Linked DNA regions of Homo sapiens: region 2 is linked to region 1. Evidence: read pairs that join two places in POLR2A ChIA-PET (ENCODE). Cell type or tissue: OCI-LY7. All regions are shown on one strand. Each heading gives the region's core, and the rest is flanking DNA. Links, peaks and the distances in the headings are about the cores only. Region 1 overlaps ANKRD12 (ankyrin repeat domain 12). Region 2 has its middle 20 kb from the start of NDUFV2.

What was found. Peaks named below come from ENCODE experiments on the same cell type or tissue, not always from the same donor. Only the 100,000 strongest peaks of a DNase experiment are listed, where the experiment ranks them.
Region 2: POLR2A ChIA-PET joins it to region 1 with 5 read pairs; 7 of 35 experiments call an interaction of 5 or more read pairs at or near these places.

Annotation. Positions count from the first base shown.
Region 1 is chr18:9,154,008-9,169,306 of GRCh38, forward strand. All of the region lies in intron 1 of ANKRD12 (ankyrin repeat domain 12), which reads left to right. Among named protein-coding and RNA genes, the nearest start is that of ANKRD12, 25 kb to the left of the region's middle. In OCI-LY7, for the core only: no CTCF peak of the experiment used is centred there; no DNase peak of the experiment used is centred there.
Region 2 is chr18:9,075,411-9,090,709 of GRCh38, forward strand. No RefSeq gene overlaps it. Among named protein-coding and RNA genes, the nearest start is that of NDUFV2, 20 kb to the right of the region's middle. In OCI-LY7, for the core only: no CTCF peak of the experiment used is centred there; a DNase peak (open chromatin) is centred at 7,471; H3K4me3 peaks cover 662 bases.

The sequences.
Region 1 (15,299 bases), core at 6,964-10,963:
AATTCTTCATGTGTCTTTTCCATTAATTCTGCTTTGTATACACATAGCTTAGTTTGAATGGGAAACCAATGAAAAAGTTCAAGCAGGGCGGTGATATAATTTGATTTTTAGTTTTAAAAGATTACTCTGCGGCTGGGCACAGTGATTCAAGCCTGTAATCCCCCAGCACTTTGGGAGGCCGAGGCAGGAGGATGACTTGAGCCCAGCAGTTCAAGACCAGTCTTGGCAACATGGCAAAACCCTGTCTCTACAAAAAATACAAAAATTAGATGGATGTGGTAACATGTGCCTGCAGTCTCAGCTACTTGGGAGGCTCAGGTGGGAGGATTGATCACTTGAGACTGCAGTGCACCATGATCATGCCACTGCACTCCAGTCTGAGCTACAGAACGAGATCCTGTCTCAATAAATGAATGAATGAATGATTACTCCAAGTCAGGTGCAGAAGCACACACCTGTACTCCTAGCTGCTTGGGCGACCGAGGTGGGCAGATCGCTTGAGCCCAGGAGCTTAAGGCCAGCCTGGGCAACATAGTGAAACTCGTCTCTTAAAAAACAACAACAACACACACTCTGGCTACTGCCTGTAGAAGATGGGGGTGTGTATAAGGTGGAGGTGGTGACAAGAATGTAAGCAGGAAGATATTTGGGAAGTGTTTGCAATAGTCTATTCAAGAGATGATGGTGGCTTGGATTAGGATGGTAGCAAGTGAGATGGGAAGACATGAATTTAATTTGTGGTATATTTTAGAGATGGAATCAGCATTTCTGAATTTCTGGCTTAAGTGATGGATGGATGTTGGTGGCATTTATTGGAATAGAGAAGATTAACAGAAAAGAGTTCTCTGTAGTCCTTTTTGGTTTGGTTATGCCTATTAGATATCCATGTGAAGATGTCAAGTGGGTATTTACATACACAAATCTGGAGTTTTAGAGAAGGTCTAGGACTAGAAATACAGAGTTGGAAATCAGTGGCTTATTAGTGGTATTCAAAGCCATGAGACTGGATTAGGTTTTCTAACTTCACACATTTAGGTACCATGGCTTAGTGAATAAAAATAGACCTAGCCTAAAATGCTGAGGCACCCCTAATATTTACAAGTTCTTCAGAAAAGAAGAGATTAAAAAATAAGAAAGTTGCTTCTTGGAGAAGTGGGGAGGGTTAATGGGTACAAAAAGTAGAAAGAATCAATAAGACCTAGTATTTGCTGTCACAGCAGAGTGACTATAGTCAAAAATAATTTAATTGTACATTTTTAAGTAACTAAAAGAGTATAATTGGGTTGTTTGTAACACAAAGGATAAATGCTTGAAGATAATTTTCAGGATAAAAATGCGCCATAATTTGTTTAACCAGGTATAAATGGATATGTAGATTTCCCCTCCAGTGTTTTGGGCATACTAGTAACACTTCCTTGAATGTCTTTTTATATTATCTTTACATATTTGTGTAAGTACACCTGTAGGATAATCCCAGAAGTAGAATTACTAGAAGAGAAGACTGTGCGTTTAAATTTTTATGGTTTCTGCCAAATACCTCTCCAAGGAGAATATATCCCAATTTTTATCCCCATCAGCAGTGGATTAAAATGCTGGTTTTCCCAAACCCTTGCCAACAGTTTTAATCTTGGTCAGACTTTTAAGTGAGAAGTCATGTCATTATTTTATAGTTTCAAAACTGTGAATGAGTTTGCATACTTCTGTATGTTTACTTTTGTGTTTTTTGTTCTTTGTTCATGTCTTCTGATTTTTTTTGTAATTTTTCTGTTTTTCACTGATTTGTTATACCTCTTGGATTATTCTTTTTCATATGTGTTGCAAATGTTTTCACTTGTTTTCTGATTTCTGTTTATGATGTTTACATTGTAGAAATTTTAAATTTTTATTTAGGCTGAGGTGGGCGGATCGCTTGAGGCCAGGAATTCCAAAGCAGCCTGGCCAACATGATGAAACCGAATCTCTACTAAAAATGCAAAAATTAGCTGTGCATGGTATTGCATGCTTGTAATCCCAGCTACTTGAGAGGCTAAGGCAGGAGAATCGCCGCTTGAACTGGGGAGGTGGAGGTTGTGGTGAGTCAAGATCACGCCACTGCACTCCAGCCTGGGCAACAGAGTGAGACTCTGTCTCAAAAAAAAAAAAAAAAAAGAAAAAGACTTTTGACTTTTATGTCACATTTTGGAAAGGCTTTCTCTATCCAAGGATTTTTCCCCTAATACTTATATGGTTTAATTTTTATATTTTTTTTGTCCCAGATGCCAACATTTTTACCTTGTCATAATTAATTCTGAAATTCATTTGGTGAGAATTAAGATAATTTTGAAAAAGAAAAACGGTGAGGAGGGAGTAAAATTAGTATTAGAAAGCTGTACAATAAAAACAGTACAGTATTGATACAAGAATGGAAAGACAGAGTATTGGTGGAACAGACTAGAAAGCCTGAAAAGAGATTTAGTTATTAACATATAAAGGAGTAAGAGTGTGGTTTAAAAATAAAAATTGGCATTATAGGTAAGTGGATGAAAAGAGTTAAACATCAAAAGTAGTTGAAATAAGATTGAATGTATTCTGATCTTTGGCTAGAGAAGCTTTATATCTAAAAGCAAAGGAAGGATTTATCAAGAAAACTACAGGCATCAAAAATATATTTGCATTGTTTACCCATGTTTATAGCAGCATTATTCACAATAGCCAGAAGGTAGAAACAGCCCAATATCCACTCAGCAAAATGTGGTATATACGTAAATGGAATATTACTCAGCTTTAAAAAGGAAAGTATTGGCTGTGTAGAGAGCATTGAAAAAAAATTGTGACACATGCTACAGCATGTGTCAGAACTTTGAAGTCAGTATGCTAAGTGAAATAATCTAGTCACACAAAAGGAAAAATATCATATGATTGCACTTGCACGAAGTGCCTAGAGTAGGTTCATGGAGATAGAAAGAATGGTGATTACCAGGAGCTGGGAAAAGTGGGAAATGAGTTTTCTTGTTAAATGGGTTTCAGTTACAGAAGATGATCAAGTTCTAGAGATAGATGGTAGTGATGATTGCATGACAGTGTGGATGTTACTCAGTGCCACAGAACTCTGAACCGTGCTTCTAGAATTAGGATGGCGTTACATCCCAACTAAACAATAGTTGAAAATACTATTAAGTTAAAAATGCATTAATACACCTAGTCTACTGAACATCATAGCTTAGACTAGCCTCTGTAAATGTACTCAGCATACTTACAGTAGCCTACGGTTGAACAAAATAACATGAAGCCTATTTTATAATAAAGTGTTGATCATCTCGTGGTTGTTTACCCCTGTCATCGTGTGGCTGACTGGGAGCTGCCCAGCATCACAAGAGAGTATACTACCACATACCAATAGCCTAGGAAAAGATAAAAATTCAAAAATCAAAGTACTGTTTCTAGTGAGTACGTATGACTTTTGCACCATTTATAAAGTCCAAATATTGTAAGTCGAACCATTGTAAGCTGAGGACCATCTGTATTTAAATATAGTTAAAATGGTAAATTTTATGGTGTGTGTGGGTGTGTGTGTGTGTGTGTGTGTGTGTGTGTGTGTGTATATATATATATATGTATTTTTTTTTTTTTTTTTGAGATGGAGTCTTGCTCTGTCTCCCAGGCTGGAGTGCAGTGGCATGATCTCGACTCACTGCAACCTCTGCCTCCCTGGTTCAAGCGATTCTTTTGCCTCAGTATGTTATGTATATTTAATCACAGTTCTAAAAAATATGCAACAAAAATGACAGCATCGGTTTTCCTCTTACAAATCGATAGGAAAATGATTGCCACAGCAGAAAAATGACCAAAGATATTAACAAAAATTCTGAAAAACAAAAATAAAGTAAGTGGCTTAAGTGGAGTAGAAAAGGTTTTTAATCATGAGAAGTCAAAGAACTTAAGTGGTCAAACTGAGATGGGATATAGACGTGAAACCAGGATGGGGGCAGGATTTGAGGTAGAGATAAAGGCTGTGAGTGACACAAAGTCAATATGAGGTAAAGTAACTAGAGATGTAGATGTTTTCTCTGAAGAGGATGGAGTCGTTGCTTAATGGCTTCCAAACCATCAGAGTTACCTGAGAAACTTTTTAAAATAAACTTCTTGCTTTAGTAGAGTGGTTTTAGATGTACAGAAAAACTGTGAAGATAGTACAGAGGTTTCCTGTGTACCTTTATACCAGTTGCCTCTATTAACATCTTACATTGGGATGATACATATGTCCCAAATAAAAAACCAATATTAATAAATGATTGTTAACTAAAGTTCATACTTTATTCAGATTGCCCTAGTTTTTTGAATGTCCTTTTTCTGTTCCAAGGTCCCATCCAGGATACCGCATTACATTTAGTTATCATGTCTCCTTAGCCTTCTCTTGGCATGACAGTTTCTGAGACTTCCCTTGTTTTTGATGAACTTGACAGTGTTAAGGAGTACAGTGAGGTAAGTGTAGGATGCTCCACTATTAGAATTTGTCTTAAGTTTTTCTCATGATTAGGCTGGGGTTATGGCTTTGAGGAAGAGGATCACAGAGGTAAAATGTCATTTTTATCACATCTTATCAAGGGTACATACTATCAACATGACTTAGCACTATTAGCATTAACCTTGATCACCTGGCTGATAATAGTATTTGTCAGGTTTCTCTACAGCACAGTTACTCTTTTTTTCTCCTCTTTCCATGCTGTATTCTTTGGAAGAAAGTCACTCTACCCAGGCCACACTTACATGCTCTTCCTCCTAGAGAGGAGATGTCTGCATAAACTATCTGCAGTTCTTCATGGAAGACTTACTCATTCTCTCTCATTTAGTTCTTAATGGAAGACTTACTCAATGTCTCTCATTTATTCACTTTACTAATCAGTGTGGACTTGTAGATGTTGATACCTTGGGTTATAATCCAATACTACTATATTCTGTTTTTCAATTTTTTTCTGGCATTGTCTGTTGGGACCCCTTTCACTTTGCACCTGTATGCCTTTGACATATCACTATTATTTATGTATACTTATTGAGTACTTCCTTTCTGGGAGTGCAAGATTATCCAGACTCATCTTTTGTTTCCTGCCTTGGCCTAGGATCAGCCATTTCTCCTTTTACTGAGAAAGGTTAATAACCAAGATCTGCATTTTAGGTGTGCTTCTTGCTACTGGGCTGTTGCGGCTTGTGGATTCTCTCCAGCTGACATAGTAAGGAAATATATGTGTATATTACTAATTCTATATACATATCTATAATTCTATATGTAAGTTTGTGTCTGTATTAAAGTAAACAAGAGTTTATATTCATATTTCCAGCTGTAATCCATTACCACATTCTAGCCACCTTCTGACTTGTCTGTCTGTAACCTACCACCCCAACAGCAAGAAATCTGGCTTCTATTCGCCATCCATTTATTTTTTTACTTTTTTATTTTCATTTTTTGAGATGGAGTCTTGCTCTGTCGCCCAGGCTGGGGTGCAGTGGCGCAATCTCGGCTCACTGGAATCTCTGCCTCCCGGGTTCCTGCCATTCTCCTGCCTCAGCCTCCCGAGTAGCTGGGACTACAGGCGCCTGCCACCACGCCTGGCTAAATTTTTTTTTTTTTGTATTTTTAGTAGAGACAGGGTTTCGCCGTGTTAGCCAGGATGGTCTCGATCTCCTGACCTCGTGATCCACCCGCCTCGGCCTCCCAAAGTGCTGGGATTACAGGCGTGAGCCACTGCGCCTGGCCCTTCACCATCCATTTATTAATATTTAATTGTTCATTTTCTTTATACATGTATAGTAGTTTCAGATTTTTTTTTTTTAATTATTTGAGACAGAGTCTTGCTCTGTCACCCAGGCTAGGGTACAATGTCATGACCATAGCTTACCACAGCCTCAAACTCCTGGGCTCAAGTGATCCTCCTGCCTCAGCCTCCCAAGTAGCTGGGACTACAGATGTCCACCACCACACGCAGCTCATTTTAAAATATTTGTTACTCTTGCCCGGTGGCTCATGCCTGTAATCCCCGCACTTTGGGAGTCCGAGGTGGGCAGATCACTTGAGCTCAGGAGTTTGAGACCAGCCTGGGCAACATGGTAAAACCGTGTCTCTACCAAAAATACAAAATATTAGCTGGGTGTGGTGGCATGGGTCTGTGGTCCCAGCTACTTGGGAGGCTGAGGTGTGATCACAGCTCAGTGCAACCTCAGCTACGTGGACTCAGGTGATCCTCCCACTTCAGCCTTCTGAGTAGCTGGGACCACAGACTGTGCTGAGGCACCTGGCTAATTAAAAAACAATTTTTTTAGAGATGGGTTCTCACCAGCTCAGTCTGGTCTCAAACTCCTGGCCTCAAGTGATCCTCCTACCTTGGGCTTCCAAAGTGCTAGGATTATAGGCATGAACTCCTGTGCCCAGCTTAAACTATTTTAAGTATATAATCCAGTGGTTTTTTTAGTATATTCACAGTGATGTGCAGCTATTGCCACTGCCTGATTCCAGAACACTTGTCATCGCCCAAAGGAAACCCTTGTAACCATTAAGCAGTCACTCCATATTTTCCCAGTCCCCTGGCAAGCACTGATGGAGCTTTCTAAAAAGTGTTTTTTTATCACTCTACTCAGATACTCCGATTCAGTAGCTCTGAAAATGAAGCTAGGGATCTGTATCTTTTTTAAAAAGTATTCTTCTTGCTTCTGGTAACCAGGGAAGTTTGCGTTATCAAGTGTTATGAGCCTAAAAGAACAGCTTATTAAATTTGAGAGTAAATTGTAATGTTCTAGAAGCAGTTAATATGAATCAAGGAGCACCTAATCAAAGCTAAAAACAGTGCCAACACAATTTGATCGTCTTTAAAAGTCAGTTTAGATAGGGTTGAAATGAAAGAAATCATTTTATAAACTGTCAGCCTGTTGCATTTGTGTTTAGATTTCAGGTAAATTTAATCTGTAGTCAGTATTCATCCATCACTCAGTTTTGGTGTATTTTGTTCTCCTTGGTTTCCCCTAGTTTTTGTTTTTTGTTTTTGTAGAGATGAGGTCTCACTATGTTGCTTAGGCTAGTTTTGAACTCCTGGGCTCAAGCAATCCTCTTGCCTTGGCCTGTGTGTGTGTGTGTTGTTGTTGTTGTTGTTTTCCTTAAATTTTTTAAAAACTCCTGCTTACCTTAGTTCAGTCAGAGGGAAGCTATCCTTCTCCATGACCTCCAATACCTTAGTAAAACTGAGCTCTTAAAGAGTGAGTACTTATTGCCCAGTATGTAGCCATGGTAAAACTAAGTATATCTGAAAACTTAGTTGTGAAAGATTTGTAGACAGACTTTAACTTTGATCCCTTTTTGTCCTTTTTTTTCTCTATTTCTGTTTTTATTTTATTTTATTTATTTATTTTTATTATTTTTTTGAGACAGAGTCTCGCTCTGTCACCCAGGCTGGAGTGCAGTGGCGCGATCTCGGCTCACTGCAAGCTCCGCCTCCCAGGTTCACACCATTCTCCTGCCTCAGCCTCCTGAGTAGCTGGGACCACAGGCGCCCGCCACCACGCCTGGCTAATTTTTTGTATTTTTAGTAGAGACGGGGTTTCACCGAGTTAGACCAGGATGGTCTCGATCTGCTGACCTTGTGATCCGCCCGCCTCGGCCTTCCAAAGTGCTGGGATTACAGGTGTGAGCCACTGCACCTGACCTCTTTTTATTTTTAATAGAAAAAAGAATTGTGTATAGTTACGGGGTACTATGTGATATGTTGATGTGTGTGTGTGTGTATATATATATAAAATATATATATATGGAATGATTATACCAAGCTAATTAACACATTCATTATCTCTCATATATTTTGTTGCAGTGAGAACATTTACCTACATTATTTATTTATTTATAACGTTTTTTAGAGACAGGGTCTCACTCTGTTGCCAGGCTGGAGTGCAGTGACACAATCATAGCTCACTGCAGCTTTAAACTCCTGGGTGCAAGCCATCCTCCTGCTCTAGCCTCCTGAGTAGCTGTGACTACAGGGGCATGCCACCACACCCAGCCAATTTTTTTTCCTTCAGCTTTTAAGTTATGGGGTACATGTGCAGTATGTGCAGGTTTGTTACCTAGGTAAACATATGCCGTGGTGGTTTGCTGCACAGATCAACCCATCACCTTGGTATTAAGCCTAGCATCCATTAGCTATTCTTCCTGATGCTATCCCTCCCCCAACCCCTCCCTCCTAAAGGCCCCAGTGTGTTTGTCCCCCCCCACCCCAATATGTCCATGTGTTCTCATCGTTGAGCTCACACTTATAAGTGAGAACATGTGGTGTTTGGTTTTCTTTTCCTGTGTTAGTTTGCTGAGGATGATAACAGCTTCCAGCTCCATCCATGTCTCTGCAAAGGACATGATCTCTTTCCTTTTTATGGCTGCATAGTATTCTGTGGTGTATGTTTACCACATTTTCTTTATCCAGTCTATCATTGATGGGCATTGGGGTTGATTCCATGTCTTTGCTATTGTGAAGAGTGGTGCAGTGAAGATACACATGCATGTATCTTTGTAATAGAATGATTTATATTCCTTTGGGTATATACCTAGTAATGAGATGGCTGGGTCAAATGGTATTTCTGCCTCTAGATCTTTGAGGAATCGCCACGCTGTCTTCCACAATAGTTGAACTAATTCCTAACACTCCCACTAACAGTGTAAAAGCATTTCTTTTTCTCCACAACCTCGCCAGCGTCTGTTTCTGGACTTTTTAATAATCGCCATTCTGACTGGCATGAGATGGTATCTCATTGTGGTTTTGATTTGCATTTCTCTAATCAGTGATATTGAGTTTTTTTTCATGTTTGTTGGCTGCATGAATTCTTTTCTCGAAAAGTGTCTGTTCATGTTCTTTGCCCACTTTTTAATGGGGTTGGTTGTTTTTTTCTTATAAATTTAAGTTCCTTGTAGACTCTGGATATTAAATGTTTGTCAGATGCACAGATTGCAAAAATTTTCTCCAATTCTGTAGGTTGTCTGTTCACTCTGATGATAGTTTCTTTTGCTGTGCAGAAGCTCCTTAGTTTAATTAGATCCCATTTGTCAATTTTTGCTTTTGTTGCAATTGTTTTTGGCGTTTTCATTGTGAAATCTTTGCCTGTGCCTGTGTCTGGAATGGTATTGCCTAGATTTTCTTCTAGGATTTTTATAGTTTTGGGTTTTACATTGAAGTCTTTAATCCATCTTGAGATAATTTTTGTATAAATTGTAAGGAAGGGATCCAGTTTCAATTTTTTTGCATATGGCTACCCAGCTCTCCTAACACCATTTATTAAATAGGGAATCCTTTCTTCATTGCTTGTTTTCGTCAGGTTTGTCAAAGGTCAGATGATTGTGGGTGTGCCATCTTATTTCTGAGTTCTCTGTTTTGTTCCATTGGTCTGTGTGTCTGTTTTTGTACCAGTACCTTGCTGTTTTGGTTGCTGTAGCCCTGTAGTCTGGTAACATGATGCCTCTAGCTTTGTTCTTTTTCCTTAGGATTGTCTTGGCTATACGGGCTCTTTTTTGGTACCATATGAATTTTAAAGTAGTTTTTTTTCTAATTCTGTGAAGAACGTCAATGGTAGTTTAATGGGAATAGCATTGAATCTATAAATTACTTTGGGCAGTATAGCCATTTTCACAATATTGATTCTTCCTGTCCATGAGCATGGAATGTTTTTCCGTTTGTTTGTGTCCTCTCTTATTTCCTTGACCAGTGATTTGTACTTCTCCTTGAAGAGGTCCTTCACCTCCCTTGTTGTATTCCTAGGTATTTTATTCTCTTTGTAGCAATTATGAATGGGAATTCATTCATGATTTGCGCTCTGCTTGCCTGTTGTTGCTGTATAGGAATGGTAGTGATTATTGCACATTGATTTTGTATCCTGAGATTTTGCTGAAGTTGCTTATCAGCTTAAGACGCTTTCGGGCCGAGACAATGTGATTTTCTAGATATAGGATCATGTCTTCTGCAAACAAAGGTAATTTGACTTTCTCTCTTCCTATTGGAATGCCTTTATTTCTTTCTCTTGCCTGATTACCCTGGCCAGAACTTCCAATACTGTGAGAAATGGTGAGACAGTGCATCTTTGTCTTGTGCTGGTTTTCAAGGGAAATGCTTCCAGCTTTTGCCATTTAATATGATAATAGCTGTGGGTTTGTCATATATGGCTGTTATTATTTTGTGGTATGTTCCTTCAGTCCCTAGTTTATTGAGAGTTTTTAACATGAAGGGATGTTGAATTTTCTGAAGGCCTTTTCTGCATCTGTTGAGATAATCATGTGGTGTCTGTCTTTAGTTCTGTGTATGTGATGAATTACATTTATTGATTTGTGTATGTTGAACCAACCTTGCATGCCAGGGGTGAAACCAACTTGATTTTTTTGTGTGTCTGTCTCCTTCAGTTCAGCTCTGATCTTGGTTATTTCTTGTCTTCTGCTAGCTTTGGTGTTTGTTTGCTCTTGGTTCTCTAATTCTTTTAGTTGTGACATTAGGTTGTTAATTTGGTATCTTCCTAGCTTTTTGATGTGGGCATTTAGTGCTATAGATTTCCTTCTTAACACCGTTTTAGCTGCATCCCAGAGATTCTAGTACGTTGTCTCTTTGCATTCGTTTCCAAGAACTTCTTGATTTCTGCCTTAATTTTATTCACCCAGGAGTCATTCAGGAGCAGGTTGTTCAGTTTACATGTAGTTATGTGGTTTTGAGTGAATTTCTTCGTCTTGAGTTCTGATTTGATTGTGCTGTGTTCTAAGAGAGTTTGTTGTAATTTCAGTCGTTTTGCATTTGCTCAGGAGTGTTTTATTAATAATTGTGATTATGTAATCAAATTTAGAGTAAGTGCCATGTGGCAATGAGAAGAATATATAATCTGTTGTTTTTGAGTGGAGCGTTCTGTAGATATCTGTCAGGTCTGCTTGATCCAGAGCTGAATTTAGGTCCTGAGTATCTTTGTTAATTTTCTGTCTCTATGATTTGTCTAATATTGTCAGTGGGGTGTTAAAGTCTCCCACTATTATTATGTGTGAGTCTAAGTCTCTTTGTAGGTCTTTAAGAACTTGCTTTATGAATCTAGGTGCTCCTGTATTGGTTGCATATGTACTTAGGATAGTTAGCTCTTCTCGTTGAACTGAACCTTTTACCATTACGTGATGTCGTTTGTCTTTTTTTGATCTTTGTTGTTTTCAAGTCTGTTTTGTCAGAAACTAGGATTGCGACTCCTGCTTTTTTCTGTTTTCCATTGCTTGGTAAGTTTTCCACCATCCCTTTATTTTGAGCCTATGTGTGTCTTTGCATGTGAAATGGATTTCTTTTTTTGGCGGGGGGCAATGCCTTTTTTATTGTGGTAAAATATACATAACATAGAATTTGGCACTTTAGCTGTGTTTGAGTGTACAGTTCAGTAGCATTAAGTACATTCACATTGTCATGCAACCATCACCACTGTTCTTCATCAGAATGTTTTCGTCATCCCAAGCTGAAACTTCATACCAATTGAACACTGACTCTGCATTCCCTCTCCCTGAGCCCCTGGCAACCACCATCCTAATTTATATCTATGAATTTGGCTATTCTAAGTACTTCACACAAGTGGAATCATATAGTATTTGTCCTTTTGTGACTGGGTTATTTCACTTGGCATAATGTCTTCAGTGTTCTTCCATGCTGTACATGACATGTGTCAGAATTTCCCTCCTTTTTTTATTTATTTTTATTTTTTTATTTTATTATTATTCTACTTTAAGTTTTAGGGTACATGTGGACAACATGCAGGTTTTTTACGTATGTATACATGTGCCATGTTGGTGTGCTGCATCCATTAACTCATCATTTAGCATTAGGTATATCTCCTAATGCTATCCCTCCCCCCCTCCCCCCACCCCACAACAGTCCCTGGTGTGTGATGTTCCCCTTCCTGTGTCCAAGTGTTCTCATTGTTCAATTACCACCTATGAGTGAGAACATGCACTGTTTGGTTTTTTGTCCTTGCGATAGTTTGCTGAGAATGATGGTTTCCAGTTTCATCCATGTCCCTACAAAGGACATGAACTCATCATTTTTTATGGCTGCATAGTATTCCATGGTGTATATGTGCCACATTTTCTTAATCCAGTCTATCATTGTTGGACATTTAGGTTGGTTCCAAGTCTTTGCTGTTGTGAATAGTGCCGCAATAAACATACGTGTGCATGTGTCTTTATAGCAGCATGATTTGTAATCCTTTGGGTATATACCCAGTAATGGGATGGCTGGGTCAAATGGTATTTCTAATTCTAGATCCCTGAGGAATCGCCACACTGACTTCCACAATGGTTGAACTAGTTTACAGTCCCACCAACAGTGTAAAAGTGTTCCTGTTTCTCCACATTCTCTCCAGCACCTGTTGTTTCCTGACTTTTTAATGATTGCCATTCTGACTGGTGTGAGATGGTATCTCATTGTGGTTTTGATTTGCATTTCTCTGATGGCCAGTGATGATGAGCATTTTTTCATGTGTTTTTTGGCTGCATAAATGTCTTCTTTTGAGAAGTGTCTGTTCATATCCTTCACCCACTTGTTGATGGGGTTGTTTTTTTCTTGTAAATTTGTTTGAGTTCATTGTAGATTCTGGATATTAGCCCTTTGTCAGATGAGTAGGTTGCAAAAATTTTCTCCCATTCTGTAGGTTGCCTGTTCACTCTGATGGTAGTTTCTTTTGCTGTGCAGAAGCTCTTTAGTTTAATTAGATCCCATTTGTCAATTTTGGCTTTTGTTGCCATTGCTTTTGGTGTTTTAGTCATGAAGTCCTTGCCCATGCCTGTGTCCTGAATGGTATTGCCTAGCTTTTCTTCTAGGGTTTTTATGGTTTTAGGTCTAACATGTAAGTCTTTAATCCATCTTGAATTAATTTTTGTATAGGTGTAAGGAAGGGATCCAGTTTCAGCTTCCTACATATGGCTAGCCAGTTTTCCCAGCACCATTTATTAAATAGGGAATCCTTTCCCCATTGCTTGTTTTTCTCAGGTTTGTCAAAGATCAGATAGTTGTAAATATGCGGCATTATTTCTGAGGGCTCTGTTCTGTTCCATTGGTCTATATCTCTGTTTTGGTACCAGTACCATGCTGTTTTGGTTACTGTAGCCTTGTAGTATAGTTTGAAGTCAGGCAGTGTGATACCTCCAGCTTTGTTCTTTAGGCTTAGGATTGACTTGGCAATGCGGGCTCTTTTTTGGTTCCATATGAACTTTAAAGTAGTTTTTTCCAATTCTGTGAAGAAAGTCATTGGTAGCTTGATGGGGATGGCATTGAATCTATAAATTACCTTGGGCAGTATGGCCGTTGTCATGATATTGATTCTTCCTACCCATGAGCATGGAATGTTCTTCCATTTGTTTGTATCCTCTTTTATTTCATTGAGCAGTGGTTTGTAGTTCTCCTTGAAGAAGTCCTTCACATCCCTTGTAAGTTGGATTCCTAGGTATTTTATTCTCTTTGAAGCAATTGTGAATGGGAGTTCACTCATGATTTGGCTCTCTGTTTGTTTGTTATTGGTGTTTAAGAATGCTTGTGATTTTTGTACATTGATTTTGTATCCTGAGACTTTGCTGAAGTTGCTTATCAGCTTGAGGAGATTTTGGGCTGAGACGATGGGGTTTTCTAGATACACAATCATGTCATCTGCAAACAGGGACAATTTGACTTCCTCTTTTCCTAATTGAATACCCTTTATTTCCTTCTCCTGCCTGATTGTCCTGGCCACAACTTCCAACACTGTGTTGAATAGGAGTGGTGAGGGAGGGCATCTCTGTCTTGTGCCAGTTTCCAAAGGGAATGCTTCCAGTTTTTGCCCATTCAGTATGATATTGGCTGTGGGTTTGTCATACATAGCTCTTATTGTTTTGAGATACGTCCCATCAATACCTAATTTATTGAGAGTTTTTAGCATGAAGGGTTGTTGAATTTTGTCAAAGGCCTTTTCTGCCTCTATTGAGATAATCATGTGGTTTTTGTCTTTGGTTCTGTTTATATGCTGGCTTACATTTATTGATTTGCATATGTTGAACCAGCCTTGCATCCCAGGGATGAAGCCCACTTGATCATGGTGGATAAGCTTCTTGATGTGCTGCTGGATTCGGTTTGCCAGTAATTTATCGAGGATTTTTGCATCAGTGTTCATCAAAGATATTGGTCTAAAATTCTCTTTTTTTTGTTGTGTCTCTGCCAGGCTTTGGTATCAGGATGATGCTGGCCTCATAAAATGAGTTAGGGAGGATTCCCTCTTTTTCTATTGATTGGAATAATTTCAGAAGGATTGGTATCAGCTCCTCCTTGTACCTCTGGTAGAATTCGGCTGTGAATCCATCTGGTCCTGGACTTTTTTTCATTGGTAAGCTATTGATTATTGCCTCAATTTCAGAGCCTGTTATTGGTCTATTCAGAGATTCAACTTCTTCCTGATTTAGTCTTGGGAGGATGTATGTGTCGAGGAATTCATCCATTTCTTCTTGATTTTCTAGTTTATTTGTATAGTGGTGTTTATAGTATTCTCTGATAGTAGTTTGTATTTCTGTGGGATCGGTGGTGGTATCCCCTTTGTCATTTTTTATTGCGTCTATTTGATTCTTTTCTCTTTTCTTCTTTATTAGTCTTGCTAGTGGTCTATCAATTTTGTTGATCTTTTCAGAAAACCAGCTCCTGGATTCATTAATTTTTTGAAGGGTTTTTTGTGTCTCTATTTCCTTCAGTTCTGCTCTGATCTTAGTTATTTCTTGCCTTCTGCTACCTTTTGAATGTGTTTGCTCTTGCTTCTCTAGTTCTTTTAATTGTGATGTTAGGGTGTCAATTTTAGATCTTTCCTGCTTTCTCTTGTGGGCATTTAGTGCTATAGATTTCCCTCTACACACTGCTTTGAATGTGTCCCAGAGATTCTGGTATGTTGTGTCTTTGTTCTCGTTGGTTTCAAAGAACATCGTTATTTCTGCCTTCGTTTCATTATTTACCCAGTAGTCATTCAGGAGCAGGTTGTTCAGTTTCCATGTAGCTGAGTGGTTTTGAGTGAGTTTCTTAATCCTGAGTTCTAGTTTGATTGCACTGTGGTCTGAGAGACAGTTTGTTATAATTTCTGTTCTTTTACATTTGCTGAGGAGTGCTTTACTTCCAACTATGTGGTCAATTTTGGAGTAGGTGTGGTGCTGAAAAGAATGTATATGCTGTTGATTTGGGGTGGAGAGTTCTGTAGATGTCTATGAGGTCCACTTGGTGCAGAGCTGAGTTCAGTTCCTGGGTATCCTTGTTAACTTTCTGTCTCGTTGATCTGTCTAATGTTGA
Region 2 (15,299 bases), core at 5,916-9,915, 80 kb before region 1:
TACATCTACGCAGTCACAGAGCCGGGGAAGAACTAATCATTGATTCCGACTCAAGCTATTTGCCTTTCATTTCTGTGGGCCTGAAGCCTGTACCCATGAATGCTCCATACATGTTGATGAGGAAGAGGATGCCTTTTTACCAGGCATTCAATGTACTAGATGCTCTTTGTTGCTTTTTCTTCATCTGCACGTGGGGAATGAGCTGGAGGGCGTGAAGAGGAGCACAGAAGGACAAGAGTAACCCAGAACAGACTGTGAGCACCCGTAATGCTCTCACTCCCAATGTGGAATGGGTTCTTCATAACAGCTCTGGGAGCATGGCAATATAGGTCTTATTCATGCTGAATCTTTTTTTTTTTTTTTTTTTTTTTTTTGAGACTGGCTTTCACTCTGTTGCCCAGGCTAGAGTGCAGTTGCACAATCATGTTTCACTGCAGCCTGGACCTCCAAGGCTCAAGCAAGCCTCTCACCTCAGCCTCCCAGGTAGCACCACCACGCCCAGCTAATTTTTGTGTATTTTTTGTAGAGACTGGGTTTCACCATATTGCCCAAGCTGGTCTCGAACTCCTGGGCTCAAGTGATCTGCCCGCCTCAGCCTCCCAAAGTGCTGGGATTATAGGTTTGAGCCTCTGCTTCCAGCCCATGCTAAATCCTAATGCCATATTCATTTATCACATTGTCCATTACCTTTCAAATTCTATGACAGCATAGCCATGTGTTCATTCAATTGTGAAGTATTTGTTGAGCATCTTCTAAGCACCAGGGACTATGTTCGATGCTGAGTCCAAAGTTGAGAGCAGCAGACAGGCTCCCTGCCTACGTGGAGTTTGGAGTCTAGCAGGAGAGAGACATTACATAAAAAAGCACAAAGACACATAATTACTAATTCTACGGGGAAACAAAAGAAGAGGCTTTATGAGAGACACTAGCAGGAAAGAGACATAATTAGGATGGAGGAGGGGTGTGTCAGGAAGTTTTTCTCAAAAAGTATCATTTAGGCTCGTCTCGTGGCTTACACCTATAATCTCAGCACTTTGGGAGGCTGAGGCAGGTGGATTGCCTGAGGTCAGCAGTTTGAAGCCAGCCTGGCCAACATGGTGAAACCCCATCTCTACTAAAAATACAAAAATTAGCCAGGCGTAGTGGTGCACGCCTGTAATCCCAGCTACTTGGGAGGCTGAAGCAGGAGAATCTCTTGAACCCGGGAGGCGGAGGTTGCAGTGAGCCGAGATGACGCCACTGCGACAGCCTGGGTGACAGAGTGAGATTTCATCTAAAAATAATAATAATAAAAATATTATTTAAGCTGAGACCAAATGATGAGTAGGGATTTACAAGGAAAGATTTCAGGAACGGTTTCAAGAACAGGAACTCCTCTATACCAAGGCCCTGAGGTAGGAAAATGCTTAGTTTGTTGGAAGAATTGAAAGAAAGCTCATGTGGGCAGAGCAGACGATGCAAAGGAGTGTGTGGCCAGAGACCAGGCAAGAGAGGCCTTGCTCCCCATCTTAAGTACTCTGTGGTTATCCTAAGATCAGTGGCAAGCCATTGCTGAGTTATAAGTAGGGAAGAGACATAATCAGACCTATTTTTTTAAAAGATGGCATTGGCAGTTTCTATTGGGTTAGAATGGAGTGGGAGTCCGCGTGGGAAATCAGTGCAGAGGCCCCTGCCATGCTCTAGGGACAGATGGTGGTGACGGCACTAGGGCAGTGGCTGAGGCGGTGACAGGAAAGGGAAACATCTAGACTTGGTGTTGGATGGGGTGAGGGGAGTGAGGGAGAAGGACATGCCTCCAAGGTGTGGCTTGATAAAGAGCGCGTGGGTTTGTCACTCATGAAGATGCAGAACAGGAGGGGAACAGCTTTGGTGACTGGGGAGGTGGCATCATCAGGAGCTTAGACGTAGACTTATTAGGGGCAAGCCGCCTAGGAGACATTCAAGTGGAGATGTCAGGGAGGCACTTGAATGTAAGAGTGTTGTTGAAAAGAGAGCCTTATGCTGGAGCTGATTGCTTTGGGAGGTGGTACTAAAATTCATGAAAACTGATGAGACCATCTCGGGAAAAAGAGTACAATGAAAAGAAAGGAAGACCCAGAACCAAGCCCAGAGAAACTTCTACTCTTAAAAATAGATAAAGGCTGCTGGCACCATGGTCATACCTGTAATCCCAGCACTTTGGGAGGCCAAGGTGGGAAGATCGCTTGAGCCCAGGAGTTCAAGATTAGCCTGGGCAACATGGTGAAACCTTATCTCTACTAAAAATACAAAAATTAGCCAAGCATCATGGCACACACATGTAGCCCCAGCTACTCGAGAGGCTGATGTGGGAGGATCACCTGAGCCAGGGGAGGACGAGGCTGCAGTGAGCTGTGATCACGCCACTGCACTTCAGCCTGGGCAACAAAGTGAGACCCTATCTGACAAAAAAAAAAAAAAAAAAAAAAAAAGGCAAAGGAGAAGGAAGTAGTTAAAGAGCTGGGGCAGGACCTACCGGAGAGGTAGGAGAAGAACCAGGAGAGTGTGGTGTCTAACGAGTCAAGAGAAGAGAAAGTTCCATAAGGGGGAAGTGGCCAGCAGTGCCCAATGTAGCTGGGACCACTACTCATGAGTAAAGCATGCAAAGCACTCAACAGCAGTTCAAAGAGGAGAGCACTGCACATGAGAAAGGAAAAGATACCTTTATAGAAATTTCAACCGTGAGTAGCTGGTTTATTTTCAAGAGGACCTTTTACCCACATTTTGTGGCAGCCAGATAAGTAGGAACTATCAGTACCATTTTTATTTTCCTAATATTTATTTATTTATTATTTATTTTGAGACAGAGTCTCGCTCTGTTGCCCAGGTTGGAGTGCAGTGGTGCCATCTTGGCTCACTGCAACTTCCGCCTCCCAGTTTCAAGCAATTCCCCTGACTCGGCCTCCCGAGAAGCTGGGATTACAGGTATGTGCCACCAAACCTGGCTAATTTTGTATTTTTAGTAAAGATGGGGTTTCTCCATGTTGGTCAGGCTGGTCTTGAACTCCCGACCTCAGGTGATCCACCCGCTGTGGCCTCCCAAAATGCTGGGATTACAGGCATGAGCCACTGCACCCGGCCGCCCAGCTGGTTTTTTTTGTATTTTTAGTAGAGACGGGGTTTCACCATGTTAGTCAGGCTGGTCTCCAACTCCTGACCTCAGGCAATCCACCCGCTTCGGCTTCCCAAAGTGCTGAGATTACAGGCATGAGCCACCACACCCAGCCTATTTTCCTAATATTTAATTAGGAAATTTTTCAAACATAAAAGTTGAATGCATTACACAATAAGCACCCAGGTGTCTATCACCTGGATTCCACAAGCAATGTTTTATTATACCTGCTTGATCACGTTTCTATCCATCTAACCATCCCTCTCACCGTCCATCAATCCATCTTAATTTTTGGATGCATTTCAAAGTTAGTTTTAAACATAATATTTCACAATGAAACACTTCAGCATCCATATAATTAACTAGAATTCAATATCTGTTTATGGTTCTTTTTCTTTTTCTTTTAGGAGATGTGGTCTCACTATGTTGCCCAGGCTGGACTTGAACTACTCCCCAAGCAATCCTCCTGTCTCAGGCTCAGTAGCTGGAACTACAGGCACTGCCACTGCCCTCAGCTGATAGTTCTTTTTCCTTTAGGGTAAAATTTAAAAAGAGCAAACTGCACAAATCTTAACTGTGCCGTTTGATGCTCTTTCTTTTTTTTTTTTTTTTTTTTTTTTTTTTTTGAGACAGAGTCTCACTCTGTCATCAGGCTGGAGTGCAGTGGTGTGATCTCAGCTCACTGCAACCTCCTCCTCCCGGGTTCAAGCAATTCTTCTGCCTCAGCCTCCTGAGTAGCTGGGACTACAGGCGCGCGCCACCACGCTAGGCTAATTTTTGTATTTTCAGTAGAGATGGGGTTTCACCATATAGGCCAGGATGGTCTCGATTACTTGACCTCATAATCTGCCTGCCTCAGCCTCCCAAAGTGCTGGGATTATAGGTGTGAGCCACCATGTCCGGCCCTTTCTTTCTTTCTACAGGCAGGGTCTCACCCTGTCACCCAGGCATAGTGGTGCCTCATGGTTCACTGCAGCCTTGACCTCCTAGGCTCAAGTGATCCTCCTACCTCAGCATCCCAAGTAGCTGGGACTACTGGCACATGCCACCACGCCCAGCTAATTTTTTTATTTTTTGTAGAAACAGATTCTCCCTATGTTGCCCAAGCTGGTCTCAAACTCCTGGGCTGAAGTGATCCTCCCACCTCCGCCTACTAAAGCTAGGATTTCAGGGGTGAGCCACTGCACCCTGCCTGATGCTTTTTGACAAATGCGTATCTTGCACGTGTCCTATTAAGTTATAGAATATTACATCGACCCAGAGTTTGTCACTGCTGCTTTATCTTTCAGAAAGTGCAGAGAGCGTAAGGAAAGAGCTCTGGTCCCGGGCTCACGGTAAGAACACAGCCAGTGTTCATTCCCTTCTCCCTTCTGCAAGGGGACTCTACCACCACTCACACAGATTCACCCACATTTTCACCAAGATAGAAATAGACATTGAACTCCTCCTAAAAGTGCTTTTGTAAACGTTTCACAATAAACCCTTTGTAGAGGACAATGGTGTCCAGTGAACCAAGCCCAGCCTAGGAAATCATAATTCCTCACTCAGAATCCTGCTCTGGGCATGCTGAGCAAGCTTATGTTAAAGTTCTCTTACTTGTAAAACAGGAACAATAACCATCTGCATCAGAGAAGTGTAACAATTACCCTGGCATTTTCATGTATTAACTAAAATAGCCCCAGAGAAAAAGGTGAAAAGATTTCAATACCAGGTTATGAACATTTTTACCAACCTGCCACATTGTCACAGTTTAACCCTTTGGTGCCCTAACCTGGCCATGCTACTGAGGAAAGGCCTGTTGGGCACCAGTTTGAATCAGGGACGTTCTGTGTGGAGTGCTGGGCCTGCTCAGATTTGGCACTGGAATCAGGACTGTGGTTGCTTGTGATGTCTTCCCAGGTCAAATATCCATCGCTAACAACCCCTGAAAGAGGATGTGGGCTTTGTTTATTTGTTCATTTTATTGCTTTTGTTTGTTTTGTAACTCTGGGCTTTAAGAAGATAGTATTAGAAACTTATCGGTTGGAAGGAAGAGAGGGTTTCCAAATTACTTGCCCTAAATCTGGATTTAAGGAACTCTGAGACATAAATTGAGATAAGAGCAACCTTTTTTTTTTTTTTGAGACAAAGTCTCGCTCTGTCCCCCAGCCTGCAGTGTGATGGCATGATCTCAGCTCACTGCAACCTCCGCCTCCTGGGTTCAAGCGATTCTCCAGTCTCAGCCTCCCGAGTAGCTGGGATTACAGGCGCCTGCCACCACGCCTGGCTAATTTTTGTATTTTTAGTAGAGACGGGGTTTCACCATGTTGACCAGGCTGGTCTCGAACTCCTGCCCTCAGGTGATCCACACGCCTCGGCCTCCCAAAGTGCTGGGATTACAGGTGTGAGCCACTGTGCCCGGCCGATAAGAGTACCTTTTAAGATTTAATTAAAATTTGCTTGAGGCTTCTTCCCAAGCTCTGTGAGGGGTCTAATTATTTCCCTGGGTTTATGTTAATTCCTGAGGTTTTGCAGACACATGTTCACTTCCAGTTCCACAATCCTGCTCTTGCTGAATGCACGCCTCTCTTGGTGTCTACTTCTGCTGTTGTCATCCTTTTCTGCTCTGGGACAATCTCGTTCTGGAACTCAACCTCTTTTCTTTGATTTATCCCAAACCACTTTCCCAAGGCAAAGGCTTGTACAATCCCATATCTGTATCTTTAATTTTTCTCCCCTCTCCTCTCTTTTTTTTTAATTAATTTTTTTAATTTAATTTTTTTTTTGAGACCAGTTTCTGGAAGTTACACTCTTTGACCCAGGCTGGAGTGCAGTGGTGCGAGCTAGGCTCACTGCAGCCTCCACCTCCTGGGTTCAAGCAATTCTCCTGCCTCAGTCTCCTGAGTAGCTGGGATTACAGGCATGTGCCACCATGCCCAGCTAATTTTTTAAATATTTTTAGTAGAGACGGGATTTCGCCATGGTGGCCAGGCTGGTTTCGAACTCCTGACCTCAAGTGATCCGCCTGCCTTGGCCTCCCAAAGTGCTGGGATAACAGGCATGAGCCACCGCGCCCGGCTCCCTCTCTTCTCTTGACTGTTCTACTCCCACTCACAAATTATTGTTGATGTTTAGATGTGGAGTGGTTTAGCTATAACTTTGCTATCTTATATTCTTTCATCCAGTGGCCCCAGGGTCTTTCCACCCACAAGTGGCTAATCAAGGCATTTTTCCAGACAAAGACAGTTCTCTAAGAGGAACTTTGGTATAAATTCTTTAAAGTATATATATGTGTGTGTGTGTGTGTGTGTGTGTGTGTGTATGCACATATACACATCTATACACACAAACACGTACATATATACACATATATAATATATATGCATATACATACATCATATATCATGCATTGTAGATATGTATATAATATATAAAGTATACAGATAATTACATGAATACATATTTATTTATTTATTTTATTCATTTATTTTTGAGACAGGGTCTCAACTCTGTCACCCAGGCTGGAGTGCAGTGATGCAATCTTGGCTCACTGCAACCACCACCTCTTGGGTTCAAGCAATCCTCCCACCTCAGCCTTCCGAGTAACTGGGACCACAGGCACGTGTCACTATGACTGGCTAATTTGTATTTTTGGTAGAGACATGTTGCCCATGCTGGCGCATAAATACATACGTATTTAAATCTATATACATATTATATGTATACACACACACACATATATATATACTCCACTGCATAGATTCAGTCATCTACACATCTAAACCACCTTTACTGTGGAATTAGTGAACTCTTTAGCTCCTCCCTTAGTCTGTTTCTTATTCTCATCTTTATTTCTCATTAAACTGATTATAATATATAAATATATTTCTTATATTTATCTCATCTTTATTTCTTATTCTCACCATCATTTTATTTCTGCATTGCCATACACCTTTCTTTCTGATTAAAATTAATCCCATCCAGTTTGCACTGTTGAGTTTATAAAATGGGAGACTGGAAATATCTGTTCAGTCACACACTGATTCAATCATACATTCATTCAACATACAATAATTGAGCACCTACAATAGAATACCATATTGGGTCCTATAGAAGAGACGGATAAAAGGGAGGGGGTCCATGCCTTCAGAAACTTAAAATCCAGCTGGATGTGCAACACTTAACACACACGAAACAAAGCATCCTCAAATGCACAATTCTCATCAGAGGAACAGCAAATTAGAGCAGAAAGCTAAAGCTTTGCCATGCACACCAATGCTGCTATATCAGCAGAATGAGCAGGAGGGGGAGAAAAGCCACTGTGGTTAAAAGAAACTGCTGGCCTATGGATTTTTTTAAATTACAATTTGCATGCTCTTCTAACAGTGTTAGTTCTGCTTAGGTGGCAGAGTGGCTTTCCTGAAAGTATGAGCTCAGCCTTGTCTTATGCCTGTTTAAAGAAAGAGGTCAGGTAAAGTGATTGTAGTAATAGCACCAAGCTGGTTGAAAACCACAGTATCTCTCAGATGGCACCAAAAACACCCACACGATGGAAAATTTTTGCCTGCTAAAAGCCGCTTGAAGTTGTTTCAGAAACACATATGAGCAGTATTTGCTCTTCTCCTTGGGAGTGTTCTCGAGGAAAACAGCTTTCCAAACTTAACATGTTAAGGTAGTAGAACAGTCTAGTGGCCTGAGTGAATTTTGGATTGAGCAGCAAGTGGGCCTTGAGTATTCAGGTAGCAAGTGGTCAAGGAGAATTTGGAGCTGGTCAGTGCCTGGCTAAACTGCATGTGCCTTGAAGAGAAGTCCTTCAGATCCACCTGTGTCTACACAAATTCATGAGTGACTGGTGCCGTGAATTCAGTCCCACTAACGCACCAGCTGTGCTTTTTGGTAGTTGTTTCCTTTTCTTGGCAATTTGGTTTTAGGTTGTGTCAAAAGGGGAAGACACAGAACTGAGACAAGGCAAAATTATAAGACATGTATCTTATTTTTTAGCTTCTCTATATCACTATATTTGAGGTGAAGGATTTAATCCTTATATAGCTCTTCCAAATCTCTTCATACAGTACCACAATTTATAACTGAACTCTATACTGAATAATCATTTAAAGCATTTTAAACTACCTTGGAAGAGAAATGAGTAATGACTCAATATATTTGCAAAAACCCATACTGTATCTATTGTAGGATGTCTACATAAAAACTGAATAACCCCATCAGTGTTCATTTGACATCAAAGTGGACCTAGGGGCAGAAAACAAAAGGACTCTCATCTTAAGGGCTGATAAATGTAGTCTATGTGTGGTATTGATAATTTTTTTAATTCACAGATCAAATATATTTTAATGTACACATGGAAGAATTTAACTATGAAGTTCATGAAGAATGGCAAGTATTAACATACTGAAAGATGGTATTCATGTGCAGGAGAAAGATAATCATCTGTTTCTCAATGATGGCAACATGCAATAAATGACTTCCTTCCGTAGAACCTCCAAATTAGAGTAATTCGTGTATTTCCCGTTTCACATTCTAGGAAAGTAAGTTATATCATGCTTTTCTAAGAACTGGTTGTTTTTCCTTGCATACTTCTATGACAAAATTTAAAATAATTTATTTGTAAGAGGATATACTGATGGTCTTAATTTGAAAACATTTAGTGAGATGTACCTGGCATACTAGATGTGATACTAAAAGAACTTGTGGGGCCGGGCACAGTGGCTCATGCCTGTAATCCCAGCACTTTGGGAGGCCGAGGCTGGCAGATCACCTGAGGTTGGGAGTTCGAGACCAGCCTGACTGACATGCAGAAACCCCGTCTCTAGTAAAAATACAAAAATTAGCCAGGCATGGTGGTGCATGCCTGTAATCCCAGCTACTCAGGAAGCTGAAGCAGGATAATTGCTTGAACCCTGGAGGCAGAGGTTGCGGTGAGCCAAGATCGTGCCACTGCACTCCAGCCTGGGCAACAAGAGCGAGACTCCGTCTCAAAAAAAAAAAAAAAGAAAAGAAAAGAAAGAAAGAAAACTTGTGGCCAGGAGAGGTGGCTCACGCCTGTAATTCCGGGTGTCTCTGGCTCTGGCTCTGTCTCTCTTGCCCAGGCTGGAGTGCAGTGGCGTGATCTCAGCTCACTGCAACCTCCACTTCCCGGGTTCAAGTGATTCTCTTGCCTCAGCCTCCTGAGTAGCTGGGACTACAGGCACGTGCCACCATGCCCGGCTAATTTTTTTGTATTTTTAGTAGAGATGGGGTTTCACAGTGTTAGCCAGGATCTTCTCGATCTCCTGACCTCGTAATCTGCCTGCCTTGGCCTCCCAAAGTGTGCTGGGATTACAGGCGTGAGCCACCATGCCTGGCCTCCGGTGATTTTTAATATATTTCTCTCTCTCTCTCTCTCTACATACATACATATATATATATATATATATATATATATATATATATATGTATGTATGTATGTATATATGTGCGTGTGTGTGTGTGTGCGTGTCTGTGTGTGTGTGTGTGTGTGTGTGTGTGTGTGTGTGTGTGTGTGTGTATATATTTTTTTTTCTGAGACAGAGTCTTGCTCTGTTGCCCAGGCTGAAGTGCAGTGGTGTGATCTCAGCTCACTGCAACCTCCACCTCCTGGGTTTAAGCGATTCTCCTGCTTCAGCCTCCTGAGTAGCTGGAACTACAGGCATGCACAGCCACGCCCTGCTAATTTTTGTATTTTTAGTAGAGACAGGGTTTTGCAATGTTGGCCAGGTTGGTCTCAAACTCCTGAGCTCAAGCAATCCATCAGCCTCGGCCTCCCAAAGTGCTGGGATTACAGGTGTGTGCCACCATGCCCATCCAATTATTATTTGAATTTTAACAATGATCATTACTTCTATCATCAGAAAGACCCATTAAAGATATTTCCATTGTAAAAATAACTGCATAGAAAAAATTGGCTTCCTATACTTAAATAAATAATATTAGATCCATAACGGACACTATTCACAGGTAAGTTACAGATAGAACTGTAGAAAATATATAAAACGAACACTTTATATTATTATAAGATTATCTTCATGACCTTGAATGAAGCAAAACGTCTTCTTTTAAGACAAGGTGTCACTCTGTCACTGAGGCTAGATTGCAGAGGCACAATCACAGCTCACTGCAGCCGCTACCTCATGGGCCCACGCAATCCTTCCACCTTACTTTCTGGAGTAGCTGGGACTAGGCGTGTGGTGAGCTACCAGGCCTGGGTATTTTATTATTACTATTTTTTGTTGAAACAGGGTGTCCCTATGTTGCCCAGGGTGGTCTCGAATTCCTGGACTCAAGCGATCTCCCCACCTCTGCCTCCAAAGTGCTGGGATTACAGGTGTGAGCCACCACACCCAGCCAATTTCAAATTTTATTTTAGATTAAGGGGTACATGTGCAGGTTCATTATATGAGTGTATTGCATGATAGTATGAATCATCGCATTACCCGGGTAGTGAGCATAGTACCAAATAGGTAGCTTTTGAGCCCTCGACCCCCCTCCCTCTCTCCCATATCAAGTAGTCCTCAGTGTCTACTGTTCCTTCCCATCTTTATGTTCATGTGTACCCAATGTTTAGCTCCTATTTGTGAGAACATGTGGTATCTTGTTTTCTGTTCCTGCATGAATTCACTTAGGATAATGACCAGCTGTATCCATGTTGCTTCAAATAACGAGATTTCATTCTTTTTTATGGCTGCATAGTATTCCATGGTATATATGTACCATATTTTCTTTACACAATACACTGTTGATAGGTATGTCAGTTGATTCCATGTCTTTGTTATTGTGACTAGTTTAAGCAAATTTTCTTAACACAGAAAAGACATGAATCATAAAGGAAAAGTTCTTTTTTGAGACAGGGTCTCACAGTGTGTCAGCTCACTGCAACCTCTGCTACCTGGGCTCAAGTGATCCTCTTGCCTCAGCCTCCCAAGCAGCTGGAACCACAGACATGCACCACCATGCCTGGCTTTTTTTTTTTTTTGTATTTTTGGTAGAGACAGGGTTTTACCATGGTGCTCAGGGTGGTCTCAAATCCTGAGCTCAAGTGATTTGCCCTCCTTGGCCTCCCAAAGTGCTGGGATTATAGGCCTGATCCACCACACCTGGCCTATAAAGGGAAAGATTTATAAATTTGCTTGTATTTTAGAGATGACACTAAAATTAAAAACTTAATTTAAAATTGAAGTTACAATACAAGCCACAGAACCAAGAAAAGGTATAACATGTATAACAAAGTATTAGTTACAAGGGAAACATTAATAAGCAAAAAAATTTTGTTTAATAAGCAAAAAAAATTTTGTTTAATGGGCAAAAATGTGAACAGGAAGCGGAAAAGGAAAACAAAATCACCAAAATCACAAAAGTGTGCTCAGCCTCACTGTAATTAGAGAAAAAAATTAAAATGAGATACCATGGTATGTACATCTGATTATCTACAATATTTATCCAGACAATATGAGATGTTGAAAAGGATGTAGAAAATAGGAACTTACATATTCTAGTAGTGGGAGTGAAAACTAGTACAGCCATTTTGATATTGAATTACTGATACCTAACAAAAATGTATGTTATGACCCAGAAAATCTTTTTCTATAGAAACTTGCAAATATTTGCACAGATGACATCTATAGAAAGTTGGAAACAATCTACAAGTCTATCAATAGGGAAATGAAAAATAAAGTGAAAATTCCCAAGAACATTGAATCAGCAGTTGATGCTGGATGTGGTGGTGTGCACCTGTAGCCCCAGCTACTTGGGAGGCTGAGGTGGGAGGATCCCTTGGGCGCAGGAGTTCAAGGCAGCGGTGAGCTATGATTGTGCCACTGTACTCCAGCCTGGGCAACAGAGCAAGAAAAAGCAAACAAAAAATCCCCAGCAGTTTAAAACATGAACCAGGTCTCTAGGTACTGATGTTATTAACAAAGATCACCAAAAAAATCATTGAGAAGAAAAAAAAGCAGGTTGCAAAAATATTTCCATAGTGTGATAAAATTGTTTTAATTGTAAAAACACCATATATATTGATAATGGATACATAGAAAATAATAAAGAGAATCATATACTAAAGGAAACTATTAGTTATTGTCTCTAGGGAGAAAAGTGGAGGAAAGTAATTTAAAAAGGTAGCAAAATGGACCTGATCTGAATATTATGTCACTTTTATTTAAAAAAAATAAAAGCAGCTGGGGATGGTGATTCACGCCTGTAATCCCAGCACTTTGGGAGGCCGAGGCAGGTGGATCACCTGAGGTCAGGAGTTCAAGACCAGCCTGGCCAACATGGTGAAACCCCATCTCTACTAAAAATACAATAATTAGCTGGGAGTGGTGGTGCGTGCCTGTAATCCCAGCTACTAGGGAGGCCGAGGCAGGAGAATCACTTGAACCTGTGAGGTAGAGGTTGCAGTGAGCCAAGACTGTGCCACTGCATTCCAGCCTGGGCAACAGAGTAAGACTCTGTCTCAAAAATAAATAAATAAATAAGTGAAAGCATATTGCAAAAAATAACAGTGGTGTGTTTAGACTCTTGCTGCTGTTCCCCATAGATCCTGACAAGCCTCCTCTCTGCCCTCTGACCACCGAGCTGCAGAGCTCCGGAGCTGCAGGAGGAGGACCTGCAGGGCCTGTGGGTGCAACTGTACACTAGTAAGCATGGGGATAGAGCAGGGCTCTAACTTCAATTTCCATTTACAGTCATGACATGCAAAAAACATTACTTGATGCCCAGCATGAAGCTCACTCACAGACACCCTGAAAATAGTCACTGATCGCACTGGAGCAAAAAAACAGCTTTCAGCCTGAGGAAGATCACATTGAGAGAAGTTGAAAGCATTTTGAAGAAAAACTCAGATTGGACACAGATTAGTCAAGTTGGTCTGAAAGTATCCCCTTGTCTTAGTCTGTTCCTGCTGCTGTAACAAAATACCACAGACTGGGTAATTCGTAAAGAACAGAAACTTACTCTCATAGTCCTGGAGGCTGGGAAGTTCGAGATCAAGGTGCCAACATATTCAGTGTCTGCTGAAGGTCCAGTCTCCACTTCCACAATGGCGCCTTGTTGCTGCATCCTCCAGAGTGGACAAACACTGTGTCCTCACATAACGGAATGGATAGGAGGCAAAAGGGCCTAAGCTAGTACCTTCCACCCCTTTTATAAGGCATGAATCTATATCTTGATGGGGAAGCCCTCATGACTTTATCACATCTCACATCCAAAAACCCTGAGTCTTAATACAACCATAATCTGAATTATGTTTCAAGATGAATTTTGGAAGGGTAACATTCAAACCATAGCACTTCCCAGAAGATAACTTCTTTAAACAAACATACAAAGCACACAGCATCTCTCAGCGTGAACAACACGTGTTATGATGAAAGGGTGTTTCTTTCTTTCTTTCTTTTTCTTTCTTTCTTTCTTTCTTTCTTTCTTTCTCTCTCTCTCTCTTCTTTTCTTCTTTCCTTCCTTCCTTCCTTCCTTCCTTCCTTCCTTCCTTCCTTCCTTCCTTCCTTCTTTCTTTCTTTCTTTCTTTCAGACAGGGCCTCCCTCTGTCATCCAGGCTAGAGTGCAGTGGCATGATCATGGATCACTGCAACCTCCACCTCCCAGGCTCAAGCAATCCTCCCGCCCCAGCCTCCCAAGTAGCTGGGACCACAGGCATGCACCACTGTGGCTGGCTACCTTTTTTTTTTTTTTTTTTGTAGAGACAGGATCTCGCTATGTTGCCCAGGATGGTCTTGAACCCCTGGGCTCAAGTGATCCCCCCACCTCAGCCTCCCAAAATGCTGGGATTACAGGCACTGCACCTGGCCAAAAGGGTGTATTTTCTAAAAAGAATTTTTGAAGGTGTTTCTTCCATCTCTGCTTCTGTCTCACCTGCTGGCCCTTGGATTGGGGATCTACGTCAGGGAAAGCGTCTGACGACATCAATCAGTACCTTCAGATGAAGAATTGAAATCTGACTTGGTTCACACAGTGGAGGCTATCTACTGAAAACTGCACCTAACTCTGCTTTTTATTATTTTTTAAGCAGAAACTAGGAAACCAAGGTACAACTCCACAGTCGAATTTATGCACTAAAATGTGTTTGCTGATTTGTGTGCTCTTAGAATCAGCTTTCTTTTACGCAAGGCTGTGTCTGTCAAGAGACTGGAAATAGAAAAAAATAAATCTTTGCTAAATTCTTCAGAGATTACAATATTTGCATATAGTTTAAAACAAAACCTTATAAAAGGCTTTTTGATTAAACCAGAAAAAAAAAGTTGTTTACTTAAAAATAAACACTTGCACTTCCCCAGTGTTACTAGGCCCCTTGCAGGCTTGGTTTGAGTGGCTAGAGCTGGAGCCAGTTGCAGCAGTAAAAGTGACCCATATTTTTTGACTTTTCTTTTTTTTTTTTTGAGACGGAGTCTCGCTCTGTCGCCCAGGCTGGAGTGCAGTGGCGCGATCTCGGCTCACTGCAAGCTCCACCTCCCGGGTTCACGCCATTCTCCTGCCTCAGCCTCCCGAGTATCTGGGACTATAGGCGCCCGCCACCACACCTGGCTAATTTTTTGTATTTTTAGTAGAGATGGGGTTTCACCATGTTGGCTTTTGCCATTTAAGAGCTGGGAGGGTTTAGGAGGTTAAGAGGCCACAACAAAACCATAGTCACTTCCTTGGGACTTCACTGGACCTTGCCTGACAGAAATGGGGCTTGTGGAATGACTTAAGCCTTCCTCCAGCTTTGCCGAAGGAAATCGAGCTCTGTGTTGATTTATAGTTGTTAGCCACTCTTTTATTTGTCAGTATTCTAAAAACTGTTGGGAAGCCTACATCATTAAAAAATATTATCTGTCAGACCAAAGATATGGAAAGTCGTTTTTGTTTTGTTTTATTTGTTTGTTTGTTTGAGAAATGTACAGCTTAAGAATTTTGTCTCCTAGATTTCTTGGTCAGTTTAAGGACATTTGATGCAAGTGTTGTGATTTAAATAGCCACATTTCCCAGAAAGCTCCTGTGTTTTTTGTAACCTCCTCTCTTTTCTAACAGGCCTAATACAAAGTTAGCCTCATACGTGTGAGTCCTGGAAATAGAACATTCAGCAGATTCTATGTAGCAATTACTATCTGGGACACCAACAGATATGTACTCCTGGTGCTATCTGGCAGACCCCTGGAGTCAGGGC